Regions from separate parts of the Homo sapiens genome. Here region 2 is linked to region 1. A link is an interaction called in ENCODE POLR2A ChIA-PET data of the cell type or tissue named here. Cell type or tissue: GM12878. All regions are shown on one strand.

What was found. ChIA-PET counts read pairs that join two places held together with the same protein. Peaks named below come from ENCODE experiments on the same cell type or tissue, not always from the same donor. Only the 100,000 strongest peaks of a DNase experiment are listed, where the experiment ranks them.
Region 2: POLR2A ChIA-PET joins it to region 1 with 11 read pairs; 5 of 35 experiments call an interaction of 5 or more read pairs at or near these places.

Annotation. Positions count from the first base shown.
Region 1 is chr1:203,819,739-203,827,738 of GRCh38, reverse strand. The region is part of intron 3 of ZBED6 (zinc finger BED-type containing 6); the gene reads right to left. The region is part of intron 4 of ZC3H11A (zinc finger CCCH-type containing 11A); the gene reads right to left. Among named protein-coding and RNA genes, the nearest start is that of ZC3H11A, 28 kb to the right of the region's middle. In GM12878, no CTCF peak of the experiment used is centred here; a DNase peak (open chromatin) is centred at 3,158.
Region 2 is chr1:203,744,878-203,752,877 of GRCh38, reverse strand. No RefSeq gene overlaps it. Among named protein-coding and RNA genes, the nearest start is that of LAX1, 16 kb to the left of the region's middle. In GM12878, no CTCF peak of the experiment used is centred here; no DNase peak of the experiment used is centred here.

The DNA of each region.
Region 1 (8,000 bases):
AACACACTAAGGATGTTAGGTATCCTTCCCAAGTCACCTTACTTTTTTTTTTTTTTTGAGACAGAGTCTTGCTCTGTCACCCAGGCTGGAGTGCAGTGGCGCGATCTCCGCTCACTGCAAGCTCCGCCTCCCGGGTTCACGCCATTCTCCTGCCTCAGCCTCCAGAGTAGCTGGGACTACAGGTGCCTGCCACCACACTCGGCTAATTTTTTTTGTATTTTTAGTAGATAAGAGGTTTTACCATGTTAGCCAGGATGGTCTTGATCTCCTGACCTCGTGATCCGCCCGCCTCAGCCTCCCAAAGTGCTGGGATTACAGGTGTGAGCCACCGCACCCGGCCAGTCACCTTACTTTTATAAAGGAAAATTGGGAGAAAAAAAAAAAAAAAGAATACCTGTGCATCTAGAATAGAATAAACTGCTGAATCATAGGATGTATGTCCTAGAAAAATATATACATTAGTTCTCCAACAGCTGTGTATAAGCAATGTTCACAGCAATATTATTTTCAATAGCTCTATAATTTTGCAAACCCATGTGTACATCAATACTAGAATGGATAAAGAAACTGTAAAGTATTCGTACAACAGAATATCATCTAGTAATGAGAAGGAATAAACCATTGCTATACTCAATGCCACAGATGTGAAATGAAAGAAGCCAGACACAAGAGTGCATACTATACCATTCCATTTATGAAAAGATGAAAACAGTCAAAACTTCTCCATGGTAGAGTAGTTGGGATGCTGATCAGCTTTGGGGATGTGGTTAGTAACAAGGGGATGAAGGGGAAGATAGATTACTGCTAATACTCTATTTCTTGAACTAGGTGCTGATCAAGTAAGTATAATCACTCTATGAAAATTCTTCAAGTTGTAAGATTACGATTTTGCACTTTTCTAGATACATTTTAATAGTTCAAAAAAGGGGGAAAAAAGATATGAGAAGTACTCCCAAAAACTAACTAACCTCCGATGAACTGCATTATGTCGAATCTCTAATCATCATAAACAGCCTATGGTTTAAAATTCCAGGAAAAAACACCAGCATTGAAATTTAAGAATATGGAGAAGAGAGACAGAGAAACAATAACCATTACAAAAAGATGCTTAAATGTATCAAAAAGGGCAAAGGTCAAAATCTACTATATTGAGAGAGTGATAAAATTCAATTATACACTGTTTTCAGGGACGTGGAAGAATCAGGCAGTCTCAAACACATAATGGAAATGTAAATTTGCTCCACATCTCTGAAAGGTGATTTGGCAAAATCAGTTTTTTAAAACTATGTTCTAAGTTTATGTCATATGCATAATTACCTATTAATATTTTTAAAGTATAATTTTTAAAAAGAATTAATTATTATTAATCAATATTTATTTATTAATTTTAATATTATTGATATTTTCTAAAAGTATAATATTTTTTAAAAGTATAGGCTACTGTGGGCACACTACCTATAGAGTGGCCCTGCTCCACAAGGAGCAGTAAAAATAAAGTAAAAATAAAAGTACAGCAAATACCGTTACTTTCAAAGAACTAGGAAGAATTTATTAGTCCTCTGTCACACCCGAAAGGTAGATGTAATAGCTACCACTGTTTTTTAGACAGGAATAACAATTATTCAATTCTTCCTTTCTCAAGGCAGAACCTAATGCCAATCTTCCTTGTTCCTAAGCCTACCTTTGCTTAAATTTTACATCTTTCCTGGAAGCAATTTTCAAATTACTGAATGACTTCTGTAACAGTATCTTCTATACACAGAAGTCACATGACATTTATTTGATCTGTTTAATACATTTGCTAGATTTTGTTTCTAATTGAAAAGTAATATATGTGCAACGAAGACAACTTGGAAAATGGAAATAAATGCCAATTATGCTATTACCCAGAGAATCACTTATTTTGGTATGAGTTTTTACTTGTAAAAAAAAAATCACAAGTGACTATATGCATACTAAAAAGAAAGGTATTCCATGTAATTCTGTACATTTTTCCTTAGTAATATCCTCCACATGCCAGGCGTGGTGGCTCACGCCTGTAATCTCAACACTTTGGGAGGCCAAGGTGGGTTGATCACCTGAGGTCAGGAGCCTGACCAATATGGTGAAACCCCGTCTCTACTAAAAAATACAAAAATTAGCTGGGCATGGTGGAGGGCGCCTGTAGTCCCAGCTATGCGGGAGGCTGAGACAGGAGAATCACTTGAACCCGGGAGGTGGAAGTTTCAGTGAGCCAAGATGGAGCCACTGCACTCCAGCCTGGGTGACAGAGTGAGACTCCACCTCAAAAAAAAAAAAAAAAAAAAAAAATCCTCCACAGTAATATTTCTCCTACATAATTATGTCTTCACATTTTTAACAGTAATACAGCACATGATCCAAAGATAAAACAGTTGATTCTCATTATTTGCAGTAGTTATGTTCTATAAAGTCACTTGGAACACTGAATTAGTAAATACTAAACCATTATTCCTAAGGGAAATAGAGTTGGGTTCCTGTGGGCCTCTGGTCACATTTTCATCAACTAATCAATACATAACTTTGTTTTGGGTGCATTTAATATTGTTCATTCATTAATATGAAACGCAAGACAAATAGCACTGTAACTCACACTTGAACAAAGCTTATCTAACATCTATTTTCTTTTTTTTTTTTTTTTTTTGAGACGGAGTCTCGCTCTGTTGCCCAGGTTGGAGTGCAGTGGCACAATCTTGTCTCACTGAAACCTCCACCTCCAGGGTTCAAGCAATTCTCCTGCCTCAGCCTCCCGAGTAGCTGGGATTATAGGCACGTGTCACCATGCCCGGCTAATTTTTTTGTATTTTTAGTAGAGACAGGGTTTCACCATGTTGTCCAGGCTGGTCTCAAACTCCTGAGATGATCTGCCTGCCTCAGCCTCCCAAAGTGCTGGGATTACAGGCGTGAGCCACCGTGTCCGGCCTAACAATCTATTTTCTCTATAAGACACATCACAGCTTTCTTCTACTCAGCAACACTACAAAGCACTTGAGCAATAGGCCTAGGAGCCATTTTAAGCAGCACCACCACCAACCAAAAGCCGTGGAACCAAATACATCATGAAAAGGACACTTGTTTACAGTATCAGAAGGAGGCAGAGCTCTGTTCCGCCTCACCTGGAAATGTGACTCAATTTGTGAACCAATGTGACACATGTCAGATGACTCAAATTTTTTGCTGCTCTGAACATGCCTACGAATGGCCAAGTACTGATTTGGGGGTTATAAATTTTAGCAAGTAGGCAAATTCGCAAATATGGAACCAATGAATAATGAAAATGAATTGCACACAGAAGGGGTACATGATAAAAAGACTCCTTCTCATCCCTGACACCTTCCCATAGCCACTGTTGTTAAGTTTCACCTTTATACTTCCAGAGATTTTTAAAATTCATATGCAAGTGAAAAACAAATATAAATTATTTTCCCTCTTTTTTTTTTTTTTTTAATTTTGAGATGGGAGTCTTACTGTGTAGCCCAGGCTGGAGTACAGTGGTGTAATCTCGGCTCACTGCAATCTCCACCTCCCAGGTTCAAGCGATTCTCCTGCCTCAACCTCCTGAGTAGCTGGGACTACATGGCTGCGTCACCACGCCCGACTAATTTTTGTAATTTGAGTAGAGACGGGGTTTCACTGTGTTGGCCAGCTGGTCTCAAACTCCTGACCTCAGGTGATCCAGCCGCCTCAGCCTCCCAAAGTGCTGAGATTACAGGCATGAGCCACGGCGCCCGGCTTCCCTCTCCTTTTTTAACCCACCTTGCTCTTCACCTTAGGTTTTTCACTTGACAATATATCCTGATTATTTCCGTATCAATAAATTAGTTTCCCCTTTAAAATTTTTTGTTAACAGCTACCTGGCACTCTACAGTATGAATGTAGTAAAACCTTATTTTAAATGAAGGATAGTTAGGTTATTTCCAGTATTTTACTATTACAAATTGCTACAATAAGCAATTCTGCACACATCTTATTTTGCAGGTAAATACCTATGTGTAAAAAGTATAAGTATTTAGTTCTTTCAAGCAATACAGCCAATAAGCCTCAGTGCAGAAAAGAGTTAGCATAGCAGCTCTTAGACTACTGTCCTTAGAAATGCCTGCTTGCAAGGCTTGCTCTTGGCTAGCATCTGGGACCTTGGCTTTTAGACGCTCCAAGTTAATTGGTAAGTGGGGAAGGGAGAAGGCTCAGTATGCCTAGACTGTTTGTACAAACAATATGGTTAATGCTGAACATCTGCCTTCCTTCTGGGAGTCTGGAATTTGGGTACATGTTTGGTAAAGAGTGCTTATATGGCTAGCACCAATGAAAATCCTGGATGCTGAGTCTCTAATGGATTTCCCTGGGCAGGAATACCACACATGCATTGCTGCATTTTCATGACTAGGAAAAGAGTGTGCTCTGTGTCACCCCTAAAGGGAGTGGGCATAAAAAAACAGGCACACGGATTCTTCCAGATTCCTCCAGTGTCTTTTTCTCTTATGATCTGACAGTGTCTTTACTCTATTGCTGCAATAAATCTCAACTCTGAATACATCCTAGAGAATCTCTAAATGAAGAGATGCTCCTGGAGACACTGCCATACCCTCCATAGGAGCTGTGCCAATATACACTCCACTAAAAATGTTACAACATTGACTTTTCATGTTATAACATAAAATATAAAAGTTGCAGAGTACTCCTTTATCAATTTATTTGATATCTGCTGCTATTTGCAAGATAGGTAGCTTAGAATGTAGTTAAGAGACAAGAAATACAAAACCAGACTGGAGTAGCTGACCCCAGGCACATGAACTGCATATTTAGTCTCACTCTAACAATTCAGTCCAAAGTCATTAGATGGGGTTGAGGGAGACAGGCATTCAGATGGGAGAAGGGAAGGACATGGTGGCCCAGAGCAGGGTATTGGAGTCTGACTGAGAATAGGAAGGTATCCACATGACCATGTGGAACTGGCATAGGGTGTTGGAACCCACGGAGGGTTGGAGGGTTAAGAGGACATGTGCATGAAAGGGTACCCTGACAAGTGTTGAGCCTGAGCAGGGTTAGCAATGTCTCTGTGCAGAAGAGATCACAATGTAGGATGAAGAATATATACTCATGTAGGGTCAGTCTAGAATGGCATCAAAGACCAAGTGGGGTTAGGAAGGCAGGGTATTCCCAAGGGAACCTGGTACAGAGTTGGAGTATGTGCGCAGGGTCAGGACAGCATCTCACATGTGAGGGCCGCTCAGCACAAAGTATCACAGCCCAAAGGTGTGAAAACAGTATCCATTATAGGGATCGTGTTGGGGGTCAAAAGTAGGATGTTGGGGTCCAAGCAGGGTGAGAAAGAGGTCCCTATGGTAAAGCAAGCAGGGAGGCTTAGCACAGAGTACTAGAGTTGAAACATGGTGAGAAAGGTGTCCTTGTGGAGAAGCTGTGTGTGTCATGTCAGAGCCTGAGAGGAAGGAAAAAGCTGTGACACAATATTGGTTTTTATACTAGTAGACTGATCAAATAAATAAAAGTATTATGAACAATGAAAACCAAGTTTCTCACTTCTGGAGAAGAGTTACAGGTATGGAAAAGGAGAAGTCTAGACTAAGTCCTGTGGCATTGATGAACTGGAAGCATCTATATGAACTCATAATTTGTAATACTATGTATCTATTATTAAATACATAGGGCCAGGCACGGTGGCTCACACCTGTAATCCCAGGACTTTGGGAGGCCAAGGCGGGCGGATCACGAGGTCAGCAGATCGAGACCATCCTGGCTAACACGGTGAAACCCCATCTCTACTAAAAGTACAAAAAATTAGCCGGGCGTGGTGGCGGGCACCTGTAATCCCAGCTACTCGGGAGACTGAAACAGGAGAATGGTGTGAACCAATGAGGCGGAGCTTGCAGTGAGCGGAGATCGCGCCACTGCACTCCAGCCTGGGTGATAGAGCAAGACTCCGTCTCAAAAAAAAAAAAACAAAACCAAAAACCATAATGATGTAAATGTCTGTTAAGTGTATACATTTATATATTCCTCAGCTCTGTCCACTGAGAGGACCTGAAAGTGATGACACTCTAGGAGCAGCCCAAATCTTAACTTCTATATACCATTATTCACTAAAAGAAACCAGGGCACCTTGGATAAATGGCCGAATACAGGGCTGAAGTAGGAAAAGTACAGGATGAGCCTGGAAAATCTTGTCAGGCCAAAAAGCAGAGATGCTCAAAGAATGATGGAAACATCAAAAGAACACAAAAATCAGTTTGAAAGGCTCCTACTTGCCAAATCTGGGTCAATCGGAGCATAAAAGTAATGATAGTAACAGAGTACGACACACTGATTAAAATAGAAAACCACATGTATTAGTCCATTTTCACATTGCTATAAAGAACTATCTGAGACTGGGAAATTTATTTAAAAAAAAAAGGTTTAACTAACTCACAGTTCTGCATGGCTGGGGAGGCTTCAGGAAACTTATAATTATGGCAGGAGGTGAACAGGACGCAAGACACAAACAAGTCTTACATGGCAGCAAGAGAGCGCGAGCAAAGGGAGTCCCACACTTTTAAACCATCAGATCTCACGAGAACGCACTCACTATCATGAGAATAGCGTGGGGGAAACCGCCCCCATGATCCAATCACCTCCCATCAGGTCCCTCCCTTAACACATGGGGATTACGATAGAGGTGAGATTCAGGTGAGGATACAGAGCCAAACGTATCACCACAAGTTTGCATTAATTCACATCAATAACGGGGAAAAAGTTGAAGTCTGATGAGAAACGGGGTAAAGGGTCTAAAAGTACCTCTCCACAAAATATTTATTAATTACAAAAAGAAAGCCTTTATAATGAAGCAATCTGGCAGATACCATCTTAATTGAGTGATCAAAGTTAACATCACCAGTAATGAGAAAATTAAAACTGTGTGCCACGGGATGATATGCAACAAAAATACCATTCGCCGGGCGTGGCTCACACCTGTAATCTCAGCACTCTGGGAGGCTGAGGCAGGTGAATAACTTGAGGCCAACAATTCGAGACCAGCCTGGCCAACATCGCGAAACCTCGTGTCTACTAAAAAACACAAAAAATTAGACGGGTGTGGTGAGGCATGCCCGTTGTCCCAGCTACTCGAGAGGTTGAGGCACAAGAATCACATGAACTCAGGAGGCAGAGGTCGCAGTGAGCTGAGATCCCACCACTGCACTCCAGCCTGGGTAACAGCGCGAGACTCTGTCTCAACTCAAAATATACACACACACACACATAATTTGTGATATTCCTGCTAAAGCTATATAATCTTAATTTAGTAATGAGGGGGAATACAAACAAACCCAAATTGAAGAACATTCTTAAAAACAATTTCCCTATAGCTACCATAAGTGTTAAGGGCAATGAAACGCAAGGCAGGACTGAGCAACTGCTCTCAACAGAAGGAGACAAAACTAGTCGTGACAACTATGTGCAACACTTGAATTTGGGCTTTTTTTTTTTTTTTCTTGAGATGGAGTCTCGCCCTGTCACCCAGGCCAGAATGGAGTGGCGCAATCTCAGCTCAGTGCAACCTCCGCCTCCCAGGTTCAAGCGATTCTCCTGCTTCAGCCTCCTGAATAGCTGGGATTACAGACGCGTGCCACCACACCCAACTAATTTTTATATTTTTAGTAGAGATGGGCTTTCACCATGTTGGTCAGGCTGGTCTCGAACTCCTGATCTCATGATTCACCCGCCTCAGCCTAGTAAAGTGCTGGGATTACAGGCGTGAGCCACTGAGCCCAGCCTGGACTTGCTCTTTCTAAAATAAAAGATATTAAAATAAAACTGGCAAAATTTGAGTGAGATCAAAGGATTAAACGATGGTAATATATCAATGTTAATCTTTTTAAAAAAATTGCTGGAGTCGGCTGGGCGCGGTGGCTCATGCCTGTAATCCCAGCACTTTGGGAGGCCGAGGCAAGTGGATCACCAGAGATCAGGAGTTCGAGACCAGCCTGACC
Region 2 (8,000 bases), 75 kb after region 1:
TTGGCCTCCGAAAGCGATAGGATTATAGGCATGAGCCACCGCGCCTTGCCCCCCACCCCGCTTTTTTTTTTTTTTTTGAGATGGAGTTTTAGTCTTGTTGCCCAGGCTGGAGTGCGATGGTGTATCTCAGCTCACCGCAGCCTCCGCCTCCTGGGTTCAAGTGATTCTCCTGCCTCAGCCTGCCGAGTAGCTGGGATTACAGGCGCACACCACCACGCCCAGCGAATTTTTTGTATTTTTAATAGAGACAAGGTTTCATCATGTTGGCCAGGCAGGTCTCAAACTCCTGACCTCAGGTGATCCACCCACCTTGGCCTCCCAAAGTGCTGGGATTACAGGCATGAGCCACCACGCCCGGCCTCCTCCCTGGTTCTTATTACCACTTGACATGCTGTATATTTACTTGTTTCTTTAAATTTTAAAATTTAATTTATTTTAATTTTTTAGCAATAGGGTCTCATTCTGTCCCTCAGGCTGGAGTGCAGTGATGTGATCATAGCTCACTGCAGCCTCGAACTCCTGGGCTCAAGTGATCTTCCTGCCTCAGCCTCCTGAGTATCTGGGACAACAGGTACACACCATCATGCCTGGCTTACTTGTTTGTTTCTCCTCCACAAGACTACATTCTAAGAGGTAAGGGACTTTATTCTGTTTATCCGCAGTGCCTGGCACCATAAATACTTGTTAAATGAGTGAGTGAGTGGATCAATATCCAAGGGGGAGGAGACAAGAGGACAAAAAATGACTAAAGAGAGACCTCTCACTGATCTTGGTGAGTGCAAGCTAGTTCAGTGCTAGATTTGATTTAGAAAAAAATAAGGAGGCTTGGTGTGGTGGCTCATGCTTGTAATCCCAGCACTTTGGGAGGCTGAGGTGGGCGGATCACCTGAGGTCAGGAGTTCAAGACCAGCCTGATCAACATGGTGAAACCCTGTCTCTACTAAAAATACAAAAAAAAAAAAACCAAAAAAAAAAAAAACCAAAAAAAAAAACAAAAAAAGAAAAAAAGAAAAAAAAAATTAGCCGGGCTTGGTAGCACACACCTGTAATCCCAGCTACTTGGGAGGCTGAGACAGGAGAATTGCTTGAACCCAGGAGGCGGAGGTTGTAGTGAGCCAAGATCCCACCATTGCACTCCAGCCTAGGCAATAAGAGTGAAACACCAGCTCAAAAAAAAAAAAAAAGAGGCTGGGCGCTGTGGCTCATGTTTGTAATTCCAGCACTTTGGGAGGCCAAGGTGGGTGGACCACCTGAGGTCAGAAGTTCAAGACCAGCCTGACCAACATGGAGAAATCCCATCTCTACTAAAAATACAAAAATTAGCTGGGTGTGGTGGCACACGCCTGTAATCTCAGCTACTCGGGAGGCTGAGGCAGGAGAATCCTGTGAACCCAGGAGGCAGAGGTTGTAGTGAGCCGAGATGGAGCCATTGCACTCCAGCCTGAGCAACAACAGCAAATCTCCCTCTGCAGGGGAAAAAAAAAAAAAGGAAACATATTTGCACTTTAGGGGTGTGGATAAATTTGTCTTTGTTGCAGATACAAGTGGCTGAGCCTGATGTGAAGCCTGCCGGCACATGTTCTGGTATGCAGTACACGTTCTATACACACACAATAATGCTACATTCCAGGGAGATAAAGCAATGAAAGAGAAATTTTATGTAGACATTCTTCAGTGGTTATTAATAGCAATTAGATGTGAGAGCAAGAATGGAAAGAGTGTCAGAGTTGGAAAGACCCTTAGGTTCCAGAGCAAGCTAGGTTCAGGGTCAGCATTACAACAGAGGCCTTCTAATTCCCAGACCAAGTTCTTTCCACGACACCTTGGATGAGACACCTCGCTTCTCCTCTCTGATTTTATGCCATTCCACTGGGTTAGATCTCTGCATTCCCAAACAACTGCTCTTTCCATCATAAATTTCAACGCAGAAGGTTATCATTCCACTGCAGAATCAGCTAGATAATAGTCTCAGCAGGCTAGACTACAGTCATTAAGCTTTGCTGAATTTTACCTGTGCATGCATTGATAATGGTAGTGGCAGATAATTGAGACAGGATCCAAGTTAGGCTTGCTTGTTTGCTTGAACACAATTTGTTATATTACCACTCAACTTTGGACTGTTTGTTTTGTTAATTACAATCATAGCATTTCAGAGTTGGCAGGGACTTTAAGGATGAACTAGGTTAGTGTTTTTTGTTTTTGTTTTTCTGAAATGGGATCTTGTTCTGTCACTCCAGCTGGAGTGGCCTCATCACAACTCACTGCTGCCTCAACCTCCTGGGTTCAAGTGATCCTTCCACCTCAGCCTTCTGAGTAGCTGGAACTATAGGTGTGCACCACCATGCTTGGCTAATTTTTAAAAATTAATTTTTTTTTTTGAGATGGAGTCTTGCTTTGTCACCCAGGCTGGAGTTCAGTGGCACAATCTTGGCTCACTACAACCCCTTTCGGGTTCAAGCAATTCTCTTGCTCAGCCTCCTGAGTAGCTGGGATTACAGGCGTCCACCACCATGCCCAGCTAATTTTTGTATTTTTAGTAGAGACGTGGTTTCGCTATGTTGGCCAGGCTGGTCTTGAACTCCTGACCTCAGGTGATCTGCCCACTTCGGCCTCCCAAAGTGCTGGGATTACAGGCGTGAGCCACCATGCCTGGCCAAAATTTTTAATAGAGATGAGGTTTCACTATGTTGCCTAGGCTGGTCTTGAACTTCTGGCCTAAATCCATCTTCCTGCTTTGACCTCTCAAAGTGCTGGGATTACAGGCCTGAGCCATTGCACCCAGCTGGTCAGTGTTTTAAAGTCATTTTTTAAAAGCTATAGCTGACCTGGAAGCCAATAACATTTTTTCTTTTTCTTTTTCTTTTTTTTTTGAGATGGAGTCTCACTCTGTCTCCCAGTCTGGGGTGCAGTGATGCAATCTCAGCTCACTGCAATCTCTGCCTCCTGGGTTCAAGCAATCCTCCAGCCTCAGCCTCCCAAGTACCTGAGACTATAGGCATGTGCCACCACGCCTGGCTAATTTTTTTTTTTAGTAGAAACAGGGTTTCACCATGTTGGCCAGGCTGGTCTCGAACTCCTGACCTCAAGTGATGTACCCGCCTCGGCCTCCCAAAGAACTAGGATTACAGGTGTGAGCCACCGTGCCTGGCCCAAAAACGTTTTAAAAATGTGCTATTTTTGTTGAACGCCTGTCGACCCTAAATTATCTCTCAGGAGTTCCTTTCTGATCTTCAAAATGTAATTTGAAAATGATGTACTTTAATGATCTCCTTGTACACATGGGAAATCAAGCTGGTCAAGAAGCAGAGTTGAGGTCAGGGCATGTGTCTCCTGCCTTCCAATCAGCTGCACATCAGAATCTTACTCTAATTTTGCCATTTTAGCTCCTCGATCAAAGAGTAAGCAGAGAAACATTTAAACGCCTTCCTTTCCTACCCGGTCAGCAGCAGCAGCTCAATTCAAAAGGTTTGATAGGAAAGATGTAGGAATTCTCTCTTTTTTTTTTTTTTTCGGAAAGAGAGTCTTGCTGTGTTGCCCAGGCTGGAGTGCAGTGGCATGATCTCGGCTCACTGCAACCTCCACCTCTCACGTTCAAGTGATTCTGCTGCCTCAGCCTCCTGAGTAGTTGGGATTACAGGTGCCTGTCACCACGACTGGCTAAGTTTTTGTATTTTTAGTAGATACAGGGTATTGCCATGTTGCCCAGGCTGGTTTTGAACTCCTGAGCTCAGGCAATCTGCCTGCCTTGGCCTCCCAAAGTGCTGGGATTACAGGCATGAGCCACTGCGCCCAGCAGGAATTTTTTATTTTTATTTTTATTATTTATTTATTTATTTATTTATTGAGACAGGATCTATCTTTGTAACCCAGGCTGGAGTGCAGTTGTGCAATCTCAGCTCACTGCAACCTCCGCCTCCTGGGTTCAAGTGATCCTCTCACCTCAGCCTTCAGAGAAGCTGGGATTACAGGCATGAGCCACCATGCCCAGCTAATTTTTGTAAGTTTAGTAGAGATGAGGTTTCACCATGTTGGCCAGGCTGGTCAGATGCAGGAATTCTTGACTTAAATAAAGGGTTTTGGATGATCATGGATATATTTGTTCTTCTCTTAAGCATGGTTAAAGGCAATCTGTAGGTACCAGTCCAGCTCTTCCCAGCCTTACTCCCTCTTTCAAATGAGTTATCATATATACTTGCTTTAAATAGGTGAAGACATGAAGATCTGGAGTTATAAAACACAAATCAGTCTTTCAATGCAGTCTTCCTGGGTCTAGCATAGCAAGAAAGCTTAAATCAATTGTGCTGTGTTTGGAAAAAGAATGTGCTAAAAGGAGATGGTCTATATGTCCTCTGTTATAGGAGACACCAGAGAAATCAAGTGATGCTTAAGCTTGAACACAGGGCCCAGTTCTATTCTAAAGTAGAGACAGGCCAGGCATGGTGGCTCATGCCTGTAATCCCAACATTTGGGAGGCTGAGGTGGGAGGATAGTTTGGGGCCAGGTGATTGACTCCAGCTTGAACAACATAGTAAGACTCCATCTCTTAAAAAAAATTACAGGCATGGTGGTGCATGCCTGTAGTCTCAGCTACTTGGAAGGCTAAGATGGAAGGATAACTTGAGCCGAGTCTAAGGCTGCAGTAAGCCTTGGTCATGCCACTGCTCTCCAGCCTGGGTGACAGAGCAAGACCCTGTCTCAAAAACAAAAAAAGGAGTAGGGACAGATATATGCCCTGTGAGTGTAATGGCACTAGCCACTCAGACAGTTCTATTATTTCCCCTTTGCGTAGAGTTCATGAGCAGAAGTTAAATTTCTGATTGTAATCTGGCTATCCAAATATGTAGATTATTTCAATTCTTTTTTTTTTTTTTTTTTGAGATGGAGCCTTGCTCTGTCACCTATGTTGGAAGGCTGGAGTGCAGTGGCGTGATCTTGGCTCACTACAACCTCCGCCTCCTGGGTTCAAGGGATTCTTCTGCTTCAGCCTCCCGGGTAGCTGGTATTACAGGTGCACACCACCACGCTCAGCTAATTTTTGTATTTTTAGTAGAGACAGGGTTTCACCATGTTGGCCAGACTGGTCTTGAACTTCTGACCTCAGGTGATCCGCCCACCTCAGCCTCCCAAAGTGCTGGGATTACAGGCATGAACCACTGCCTTCCGAGCTAGCATTCTTGTTTTGCCACCAGCCTTTTAGAAGGCAGCGGGAGGCCATTCTAAAGAGACTGATCTCTGTTTTGTGCATGTCTTCTGAGGACAGGGAGATGATGCTGGGCCAGGAAAGTATTATTTGAAAAGAGTCAGAGAAGTAAAGACTTGTTTATGATTGGTTGTACATCAGGACATAGGCAAGCCCAGAACCCAGAAGCTGCTACCTTTCAAGCTGAAAGCTTTCTGTCTATGAATCTAATAGGTCAGTACCTCTCATGGCTTAGGTTCATGGTGGAGGTAACTGGATGTTAATGATCCTGCACAGAAATGGTAACATGTTTACATGTATTATTTACAACAAAGCTTCACAATTATTTGTTGGTGAAGGACATGCCATTCTCATTCTCCTTCCTGCTTGTAGTGACAAGAAGGCCACGCTTTAACAAACCCAGGTCAGGGGCTGGTAAATATCTCACTGGAACCCAAGGAGTCATCTTCTTTGGATTCACCACAGAGTAGGTCAGGGAGTTGCCTGGTCATGTGTATACTTTGGGGGAACCAGGTGGGCTTGGTAGAGAGCTTCAAACTGATGACCGCAGGGAGACGATATGGACTAGTGGAGAAAGGGGAGACTCACAAACCATTACTGAAGATGGAGGGCAGGCTGGGCGTGGTGGCTTATGCCTGTAATCCCAGCACTTTGCGGGGGCCAAGGCAGGCGGATCACCTGAGGTCAGGAGTTCGAGACCAGCCTGGCTAACATGGTGAAACCCCGTTTCTTCTAAAAATACAAAAAATTAGCCGGGCATGGTGGCGCACGCCTGTAATCCCAGCTACTCGTGAGGCTGAAGCAGGAGAACTGCTTGAACCCTGGAGGCAGAGGTTGTAGTGAGCCGAGATCACACCATTGCACTCCCACTTGGGCAACAAGAGTGAAACTCCATCTCAAAAAAAAAAAAGAAAAAGAAAAGATGGAAGGCAAAGCTATTATTCTTTTCTAGAACTGGGGTAAGGGAAAAGAATGGAAGAACAGAGTATGCTCTTTTCCATACAGTGACCTAGGTCCAAGTTGCTGAGCTGGCCTTTACATTCTCTTGAGCCAACACCTTAGGATATAGTGGTCTCTGCCAGAATGATACGTAGGAGGTTCATTCTTCACCATTCCTTACCATATCCTGGGGTTAAGAGACGTGGATCCTTAAGATCCTCTGTTTGGCATGGCAGAGAGGCACAGATCTATGGTCCAACAAACACAAAGTGGGGGTGAGAGAAGAAATAGAGGGCCAAGCTTTAGAAAGGACCGTATAGGGGTTCATATGTGTTACATCCTTTTCAGCAAGAGTATTTAGGAGGGAAACTACAATGGAAAAAGCAGACTTTCTTTTCTTTCTTTTTTTTTTGAGACGGAGTCTTGCTCTGTTGCAAGGCTGGAGTGCAATGGCGCGATCTCGGCTCACTGTAATCTCTGCCTCCTGGGTTCAAGCAATTCTCCTTCCTCAGCCTCCCGAGTAGCTGGGACTACAGGCGCATGGCACCATGCCCAGATAATTTTTGTATTTTTAGTAGAGATGGGGTTTCACCATGTTGGCCAGGATGGTCTCGATCTCTTGAGTTTGTGATCCACCCACCTCGGCCTCCCAAAGTGCTGAGATTACAGGCGTGAGCCACTGTGCCCAGCCTATTTTCATTTTTGTTTGTTAAGTTCATTATTTATTCTCCATCCCCTATTTTAAAGAAACTAAGTGGGCAATGTGTTCAATGCCTGTGGAGAGCAACCTAGGACAGAAAAGAAAAGTGGGGATAAGATCTCAGATCATTTAAGTCTTTTTCTTTTCTTTTCTGAGATGGAGTTTCACTCTTGTTGCCTAGGCTGGAGTGCAATGGTGTGACTTCGGTTCACCACAACCTCTACCTCCCAGGTTCAAGTGATTCTCCTGCCTCAGCCTCCTGAATAGTTGGGATAACAGGCATGCACCACCACGCCCGGCTGATTTTTGTATTTTTGTTTGTTTGTTTTGTTTTTTTTGAGACGGAGTCTTGCTCTGTTGTCCAGGCTGGAGTGCAGTGGCATGATCTCGGCTCACAGCAAGCTCCGCCTCCCAGGTTCACGCCATTCTCTTGCCTCAGCCTCCCGAGTAGCTGGGACTACAGGCACCTGCCACCACGCCCGGCTAGTTTTTTGTATTTTTTAGTAGAGATGGGGTTTCACTGTGTTAGTCAGGATGGTCTCAATTTCCTGACCTCATGATCCGCCCACCTTGGCCCCCCAAAGTGCTGGGGTTACAGGCATGAGCCACTGCGCTTGGCTGAATTTATTTTTTGTAGAGACAGGGTTTCTCCATGTTGGTCAGGCTCGTCTCGAACCCCTGACCTCAGGTGATCCGCCTGCCTTGGCCTCCCGAAGTGCTGGGATTATAGGTATGAGCCACTGCGCTCGGACCTTCTTTTTTTTTTTTTGAAATGGAGTTTCACTCTTGTTGCCCAGGCTGAAGTGCAATGGCGTGATCTTGGCTCACCGCAACCTCTGCCTCCCAGGTTCAAGTGATTCTCCTGCCTCAGCCTCCGAGTAGCTGGGATTACAGGCATGTACCACCATGCCTGGCTAATTTTTGTATTTTTAGAAGAGATGGGGTTTCTCCATGTTGGTCAGGCTGGTCTCGAATTCCCGACCCCAGGTGATCCACCCATCTTGGCCTCCCAAACTGTTGGGATTACAGGCGTGAGCCACTGCACCCGGCCATAAGTCTTTTTCAACCAGGGCTAGATCCTCTTTCAGAGCCAGACTATTAAAATAGCCAGGAGAGTTTGGGGCGTTCTTCAATGTCATGCTTTTCCTAAAGGAATTTGGG